Linked DNA regions of Homo sapiens: all the other regions are linked to region 1. Evidence: chromatin contacts called from ENCODE Hi-C or POLR2A ChIA-PET data. All regions are on one chromosome and are shown on one strand. The core of a region is the stretch at or near the end of the contact, and the rest is flanking DNA. Distances in the headings are between cores, read along the strand shown. Region 1 holds the start of CDK5 (cyclin dependent kinase 5). Region 2 holds the start of ACTR3B (actin related protein 3B). Region 3 holds the start of ZNF467 (zinc finger protein 467).

What was found. A loop is a pair of places that touch in the nucleus more often than their neighbours do. ChIA-PET counts read pairs that join two places held with the same protein, here RNA polymerase II (POLR2A). Pooled maps may share reads with other maps.
Region 2: a map of gastrocnemius medialis shows a loop between it and region 1 (8-fold over the local background). The contact joins the promoter of ACTR3B here to the promoter of CDK5 in region 1. A Hi-C loop is called at or near these places in 1 of 168 maps with a recorded cell type or tissue (gastrocnemius medialis) and 1 of 50 pooled maps. POLR2A ChIA-PET finds 5 or more read pairs at or near these places in 2 of 52 experiments (HEK293 and activated T-cell).
Region 3: a loop to region 1 is called in a map of CD8-positive, alpha-beta T cell, with 12 times the contacts of the local background. The contact joins the promoter of ZNF467 here to the promoter of CDK5 in region 1. A Hi-C loop is called at or near these places in 2 of 168 maps with a recorded cell type or tissue (CD4-positive, alpha-beta T cell and CD8-positive, alpha-beta T cell) and 8 of 50 pooled maps.

Annotation. Positions count from the first base shown.
Region 1 is chr7:151,056,647-151,059,324 of GRCh38, forward strand. CDK5 (cyclin dependent kinase 5) reads right to left here and starts at 1,251. Exons shown (of 12, transcript NM_004935.4): 1 at 1,166-1,251; 2 at 426-514; 3 at 262-329; 4 at 90-150. The coding sequence starts at 1,202. It also overlaps a transcript of SLC4A2 not described here. RefSeq lists enhancers at 522-1,055, 1,014-1,143, 1,474-1,523, 1,674-1,953, 2,034-2,083 and 1 more.
Region 2 is chr7:152,758,397-152,761,074 of GRCh38, forward strand. It overlaps ACTR3B (actin related protein 3B), which reads left to right and starts at 1,356. Exons shown (of 12, transcript NM_020445.6): 1 at 1,356-1,530. The coding sequence starts at 1,487. RefSeq lists enhancers at 998-1,157, 2,158-2,207 and silencers at 1,408-1,927, 1,688-1,982.
Region 3 is chr7:149,772,247-149,774,924 of GRCh38, forward strand. It overlaps ZNF467 (zinc finger protein 467), which reads right to left and starts at 1,342. Exons shown (of 5, transcript NM_207336.3): 1 at 862-1,342. RefSeq lists a silencer at 785-964.

The DNA.
Region 1 (2,678 bases), core at 1-2,500:
ATATGAGTGGGGGAATGGGACAGAGTTTAACCTCAATCTGGGCCCCTATACCTTCCCAAGGCTACTGTCCTCCAAACCCCGCCTTTCACCTGGTCACAGAATTCAAAAACCAAAGTCAGCTTCTTGTCGCTGTGCAGGACGTCATGAAGCCTAGGGCAAAAGAAGGGCTCAGCCAGGCAGGTCCGCCTGACAGACGTCCAGTGTCAGCCCCCGCCTCCCCCAAGCGGCCACACCGGCAAGGAGCACCCGCCTCCCGCACACCTGACGATGTTCTTGTGCTTCAGCTCCTTGAGTAGGCAGATCTCCCGGAGGGCGGAACTCGGCACACCCTGCATATGTGAGGGGGCCGGTGGGCAGCAGTCAGATCCCACCCAGCCCAGGCCCTCAAACCCCTCCCCAGGCCGTATCCCACTCCCCAGTCCTACCTCATCATCGTCATCCAGCCTCACCCGTTTCAGAGCCACGATCTCATGAGTCTCCCGGTTTTTGGCCTTGAACACAGTTCCGTAGGTGCCTAGGGGAAGGAGGTCAGGGGTCAGGGTGAGGATGCGGCACTCTTCCCTAAGCCAGGAAATGCCTCCTGAGAGAGGTGAAGGCAGCGTCTCAGTATGCAAGGGAAGGGATTCAGGGTGAAGGTAGGTTGGTGAGCTTTGTGAGTGAGGATGTGGCAGGTGGGGAGGGAGGAGAAGGTGCCCACCGAGGCTCCAGGGGCTCGGCAGGAGGGGCGAGTGCGGTTGCCAGGGCAAGGATGTCTAAAATGAAGGCGGTGCTCCGGAAGGGTCTGGAAATAGTGAGGAGGGGTCTGGGAGAGGACTGAGGGGCTGCAGAAATATTGAGGTTGGAGGTCTGCAGCAAGAAACGAGGCTGGGGGTCGGGGTGAGGTTGTCCAAGTGCTGCTGAGGCTGGGGTGAGAAATTTCAGGAAGTGTCGCGGTTGGGAGGTCGGGTCTACTGGGAACGCTAAGGTTGGAGTGAGAGCCCTGCGGGAAATGCTAACACGGGGAAGACTGGTGTCTGCACGGAGTGCTGAGCTAGGGGGCCAGGGCTGCAGCCGCTGCTGAGATCGGAGCCTGTAGGCATTGCTGACGGTAAGGGAGCCAGGGCTTCAAGGAATGCCGAAGGATCTGCAGAGGAGCTCTTGCAGGAACATCTCGAGATTCCATTACCTTCCCCAATCTTTTCCAGTTTCTCGTATTTCTGCATCGCGGCGGCCGCGGGGACCCCTGCGGGCCCTCGGTTTTAAGACTCTGGCCCCGGCGTTGCAGAGGAGGCGGCACCTGAGCCTCCAGCCCCGCCCCGTCTGCCCGCGCAGGGCCTTCTGGGGCTTGTAGTCCTAAAACGACTAGGTCTCCCCGCAATGCCCGAGACCGAGGACAAGAAGACTACAACCCCCAGCCGTCTGCGCTCACGCTCTCTGCAGCACTCGACTCCAGGGCTCCGTTTCTACCGCGGAGGCAAACCTTGGACTTCAAGTCCCAGGAAGCAACGCGTGTCCGTTTTCCGGGCGCCCCGCCGCGGCGCCGTGGTTCCCAGTGTGCCCCGCTGTTGTTATTCCTTTTATGTGCTCCCAGCCCTCTTGAAAAGGGCCGCTCCGGGACTACGCGTTCCAGAATGCAGCGGAAATGGGGGCGGAGCGCTCTCGGTTAGGGGTTTGGGGTTTGGCGGCCTAGATCCCGGGCACTGGCGGCCCAGCGCTGACCTGGTTGGTGGCATTGTGTTCCCAACGGCCTCTTGACGACCTCAGCACGGGTTTCCACCTCTCCCCAAGCCACCTAGTGACCCCAGAATTGACTGGGGAATGCCTGTGAGCGATGATGACCTCACAGGGAACAGCTGACCGCAGGGCTGGGAGAACAGCTGTGCCCCTTCGAGGCTGGATTTTAGTGGAGGGACACACGCCAAAGACCCCCTCTCTGCTGAGCCCCGTTTGTTGTCTCGGAGCCCACCCGACTCTAGCCGCTGAACTCTGACATGCTGAGGAAAACTGGGTGGAGCCCTGGGGGTCCCCCTCAGACCCCAGTCTCCGGAACAGGGCCCACTGGAGTCAGCCAGGGTGTGGCAGGCAGGTTGGTTAACCCCCTCCACAGACAAGACCACAGACCGATGCTCAACTTGCAGCAGCCTCTGCCTCACCCCTTAAAGGAGCTGATTATAGATTCCCTTACGCTGCCTCTCTAATTGTCTCATGATTGCATTCTTGAGGGCTATGGACCGAGGGAAAAGGATCCCAAACAGCACTCCTCAGCACCGGAACCAGAGTTGCTGCTAAACACGTGTTAATTAACTCGTTTCTATCTGAATGCTTTTGCATACACAAGGGAAAAGAAGCAAAAAGTGTATTCCTTATCTGGAAGACTTTGTGATTTCGTTGGGCAAAAAAGAACTACACACAAAGGTCTTGAATGATAAGTGATGGCTCTGCCTAGGGTTCGGTTCAGTGTGGAGGTTCCATTCAAGAGGAAGGAGGCCAGCACAGCGAATCTCTGTCCCTCTCTGGAAGTGGAGAGCCTCTAACAAGTTACCCTCTCCCAGATCAGCTCAGGGTACCGGGCGGCCAGCCTCCAGCCCCTGTCACCCTTCTCACCCACTCGCCACCCGTCCCTCAGGGGCTTTCTTGGAGGCACGGGGGTTATTGAGGGGGGCAAGAGAATCTCAACCCCGATACGTTTATGTTTCGAC
Region 2 (2,678 bases), core at 106-2,605, 1.7 Mb after region 1:
AATTAACCGGGCATGGTAGTGGGTGCCTGTAATCCCAGCTACTTGGGAGGCTGAGGCAGGAGAATTGCTTGAACCTGGGAGGCGGAGTTGCAGTGAGCCGAGATTGCGCCACTGCACTCCAGCCTGGGCGACAGAGTGAGACTCATCTCAAAAAACAAAACAAAACAAAAAAATACATGTTTCCAGAAAGCTCCTAAAAAATTAGTATCAAGAATTTACGATCGGGCAAGAAGCAGGAAGCAAGTGGCAAGTGGGACTCTCAGTACCTTTATAATATAGTAGGTGGTGTTTGCCTTCTTTGGTTTCAGTAAGAACTTTTGGGCGATCATCCCATCTTCGACACTTGAAAACATTTTCCAGGAGTGATCTTGGTGTGGTTTACTCAGTCTAAGGCCATTCATTCCTTAAGGCTGGCCAAGCATTTGTTTTGCAGATTTTTCTTCTTAGAAAAATTTAGGCCGTGTTAGGTATAATAATTCCAACTAATTTTTTTTGTTGTTTTTTTGAGACAGACTCTCGCCCTGTTGTCCAGGCTGGAGTGCAATGGCGCGATCTTGGCTCACTGCAACCTCCGCCTCCCAGGTTCAAGCGATTCTCCTGCCTCAGCCTCCGGAGCAGCTGGGATTACAGGCACCCGCCACCACGCCCGGCTAATTTTTGTATTTTCAGTAGAGAAGGGGTTTCACCATGTTGGCCAGGCTGGTCTGGAACTCCTGACCTTGTGATCCACCCTCAGCCTCCCAAAGTGCTGGGATTACAGGCGTGAGCCACCGCGCCCGGCCAATTCCAACTAATTTTTTTTTTTTTTTTTATTATATGGGGAAGGTTACTCAGTCATTCAACAAACATTTGGGCACTTCCACAGGTACACCAAATACTGTGCTAAGCACCTGCTGCTCATCAATAGTGATTAAGACAGACTCAAGCCCTATCCTAGAAGATTTGATAGTCCAGTAGGGGAGGCAGACAACAAATACATAAATATAAAAATATAAACACTTTGCTTTAAGGGTTAGGAATGAAACCAACAGATTGTTGAGACAGAGGATACAGTACCGGTAGGGGACATAGTCAGGGTGATCAGGAACAACTTCCCTCGCAAGGTGACATTCGAGCGAAGACTTACAGGAGGAGAAAGGCGCCAGGCCTCGGAAATGGGGTCACGTTCATGTAAGTCAGTTAAAAATAAACCCCAATCTCTCCAGCAGCAAGGTTGGACGTATGGGGCCAAGAAGCCTCGCTGCCAGCACTAAAGATGGCGCGCCGGAGTGGGGGTGGGGGTGTTGGGGGAGGCGGGGCGTGCGCGCGTTCTGATTGGCCGACCGGGGAGTGACGTCACGTGTCGGCCGCCGAGCATCCGGGCTCCCGGCAGCGGCGCTGCGGCGGCTCGCGGGAGACGCTGCGCGCGGGGCTAGCGGGCGGCGGAGCGGACGGCGACGGGGCGCTCTCGGGCTGCCGGCGGGGCCGAGCGCCGCGCGTCCCGAGCATGGCAGGCTCCCTGCCTCCCTGCGTGGTGGACTGTGGCACCGGGTAAGAGCAGCTCGGCGCCCACCCCCGCTCCTCCGCGGCCCCGCTCCCGGCCCCTGGCGTCCACCTCGCCTGGAGGTCGAGCTGCGTCCGTCGCCCCGGGCTTGAGCCCCGCGATCACCTGGGCAGGTGGGGCGCCGGCCGCCGCTTCCCTCCAAGCCTTGCCTTGACGTCGTAAAACCCCCTCTTCCCTGCCGGGAAGGGCCACAAGAGGAAAAGCACGGAGGGTAGGGACGCGGTGCCCACTCTGAGCGAGCCCGGCGCTCCTCGCCTCCCCCGCCCACGTGGCCGGGCCCCTGGACCCGCAGCCCGGCTCCGGCCGTCGCCGGGGTGGACACCCTGAGGGACACCGGGAGCGCGGGATCTCCCCTCCTAGGAATATTCGCCAGCGTGAGGCACAGATCATCACTGCAGATCCTTTAACGTCACTCATCTCCTAGTGAACGGTGTCCCTGCCTTCCAGCGTTCTCAGCACTGGCCCTCGTTCTGTCCCCGCGTGTGCGTGTCATTCCTCCTGGCTGAGGATTCTTTACCACCTACTTGTGGAGAGAATAGCATCGATCTCCCAACTTGATACCATTTTTACTGCCCTCCCTGCGCTTTTCCAGTATGAAATGGCACACTCAGGCCAAGCTGTCCCTTTGGTTTGCATAGATTTGCCTTTTCGCTGAAAAATGATGTGTTTAAAAAGACTCCATTTTGAAAAATACCCTAAATTTGGGAGAGCATGTTTGTGGAATTGTGGTAGAGGTTTTTGTTTTTAACTTTTTGAGTGTGACCACTTCTTTCGTTGCCGTTAAGCTATTAAAAAGAGATCTTAGGAAATGCCCTGAAGTATCGGTGACCCAAGTTAGCTGGTTGTAGTAAGGTGATTGCTGAATCCATGTAGCTGGTAGTTTGGGAATACAAGCTTGCCTGCCTGCGTTATGGGTGTAGTGCTTAGTAAAATAGCCTGGAAGTAAATTTGGTCTCTTAGCGATTTTTTTCAAGAAGGGATTTTAATCATTTTTGCCACAAAATGTAACATGGCATGTTCACCTTACCCTTGATTCTTTTCTATAGAAAAATGCACTTGGTTTGGTTTCCTTGACAACCTTGTGGGGGTGCCTTCTTTAGTTTGCTACAGTCCATCTCCTACTGTTAGTTCCTTC
Region 3 (2,678 bases), core at 92-2,591, 1.3 Mb before region 1:
CCGCCCTCCCCCTCCCCCCTCCCTTCTGCAGCTCTCCTTCCCCTCCGAGGCCCCCGCCTCCCTTCCCCCTCTGTCTCCCCAGCAGGCTCCAGCTTCGCTTCCCTCCCCGTCCCCAGTCCCCAGAACCGCTCTTCCCCTCCCCCCTCCCAGGCTGCTTCCCAGCTCCCGGGTCCTCCGGCCCCCAAGCCTGGGGGTCTAGGGCTGACCCGCTCTCTCGGGACCTTCCCGCGGGCCCTGCCCTCCCCACTCCGTCTCCCCTCCGAACACCCCTCCGCGCCTCTCTTCTCCGCCGCGGCGCCCCCTCCCTATTTCTGCTCCCCTCGGACTTCTCACCCCTCCCAAGTTTTCCTCCCGACGGGACCCTCAGCTCCACCTCCCTGCCCCGCCGCCCTCCCAAGCAGCTCCGATCGCCGACTTCATTCCAGGTCCCGGCCCCCTCCCCAGCTCCGGGGCTCACCTGTCAGCGCCCTCCTCTCCCGCCCCTACCGAGTGGCCCGGTCCCCAGCGCCCGCTTCTTCCTCCCCTTCCCCCTCGGCCCCCTCCCACACTCCCTCTCTCCTCCCCTCGGGGCCCGTCGTCCCCCTTCCCACCTGCCTCCCGCCCGACCCCCTCCCAGCCCCCGCCCTTCCCTCCAGCCCCCCCGGTCTCCTCTACCCCCACAGCCCTCACCCTGCCCGCGCCGGCCTTGCCCTCCCTTCCCCCCAGCCCCCGACCTCCCCGGACCCGCGCCCCTCCCCCACGCCCGCCGTCCGCGCCCCTACCCCCGGGGCTGTCACCTGCGCGGAGCCGGCCGTGACCCAACCGCGGCGCTGAGGGAGACGCGGGCGGGGCCGCCTGCAGAGGAGCCTCCCCGGCCCTTACCTGGCTGGCCGGCCGCTCCGCCCGCGCCGCGGGGACCCAGGCGCCCGGGCCTCCTGCCCCGCCGGCTCTGCTCACAATGGCGCTCGCCGCCTGCAGCTCGGGTGCTGACGGCCTGAAAGACTGACAGACTGACAGCCCCGAAACTTCGCGGGGAGGAGAGGGATAGACGCGCGGGGAGTCGAAGCCGGGAAACGGCGCCTGCAAGGGAGGAGGGACCGAGGGAGCGGGCGGAGAGCCCCGGCGCACCGGGCTGGGGGAGGCAGGGGCAGGGGGTTTCAGGAGTGGGGTCCCAGGAGGGAGCACCGTGGGCTTAGGTGGGCAGGTGATGGTCCTAAGGCTCCGAGCCTGGAGTAGGTGTGGAAGTGGGAGCTCAGGACGGGGGAGGGGAGGGGAGGGGAGGGGAGGGTGATGGGAGAGGGGGTGGAGGAGGGCGAGGAGGCTGGGGAGGACAGGCACTCGGGCTGCGGGGAAGGGTGCCAAGGGAGGGTGCTCGCGGCCGCGGAGGGAGGAGCCGGGGAAAGGTGGAGCGCGAACGGGTGGGGGGGTGGCGGGGAGGAGTTGGGGGAACGAGGAGGGGCCGTGTCGGGGGGGAGCCAGCGAGTCGTGCGCTGCCGTCTCTAAGTCGCCGGTGCCAGCCGGGTGTGCAGCGCCGCGCTCCCGCGGGAGGACGGCCCGGGGGGTCGGTCTGGGAAACTCCGGCCCCGCCCCCATTCTCCACCCGGATTCCACCCCGATCCACCCAGACCCGCAGCCCCTCGCCTGGAGTCCCGAGGACCCGATTCGAAACCAGCCGCGGGAGCCGTGGGGGCAGGCGGGAGAGAGGGCTGGGCCCCTGTGCTTGCGAGAACGGGTCCTTCGAAGTAGAAACTGGGGAGAGGACTTTAAGCCAGGTCCCCTGGGAGAAGGCCGGGCCAGGTCGGGAGCTCCAGGGGGCAAGGCTGGGACGGGGCTGGGCGGAGATTCTGAGGGCGGGGTCCGGGGGAGGGTCTGGGAGGGGGCTGCAGAGAGGGGAGGGCTCTATGGGCGGGAGACGATTGCTGGGGGGCCTGCTGGCCCGGACACCACCTGGAGTTAGATGTGGAGGGCAGCCCTCAGCCCTCAGCCCTCAGCCCCAGCTCCTCAGGGGACTCCACTCGCCCTCCCTGCCCAGGTTACGAGGTTTCTCCTTGGCCTTGTTCCCGCTGCGCCCACTCCTGAAAGCTCCGGAGATGCTGAAGTCTGGACTGTTAGTTCCCGGTCTCCTCTCCATGAACTTTCTCCAAACCCCTGGGTTCCAGCTTCCTCCCTTCTGCCCCTTTACGGGAAAGGGTGACTGCAACTCGGGTCTCTTCCCAATCCCAGTGCTGCCTGATCAGCCCCGGTTTGAATCCAGAGCTGAGTGAGGCTGGGAAGGGGAGGGTGTGAATGGCCCTTGAGCTCCTGCTACCACAGCCCACCACAAGGATGAGTGCCTGGAAGAGCGCCCATCACTCGGGCTCAGCTGTGAAGGCTCCTCTGCCTCCAGGATGAAGGGAGCACCTGGAGTAGCATGTGTCACTGTGCGTGCTGGGGTGTGGCCGAGCACCTGTGCCGGTGTTGTGAGACTTACAGTGAGAGTGTGCATGTGTGTAAAACAGGAAAGGGGGGTGTCTGGGTGTGCGTGTGGCTCTTTCTGAGGACTCCAGAGCAGGAGTTGATCCCAGTCATCCGTGACCCCCTGAGAGACTCACTCTGGGCCCTTTTTTGGCCCTGGGACCAATGGTGAACCCAGGAGAAGGAGAGCCCGGCCCAGCTCTGGTTAACAGCAGCCCCCTTCCTCCCCTAGGTGGAATGACTCT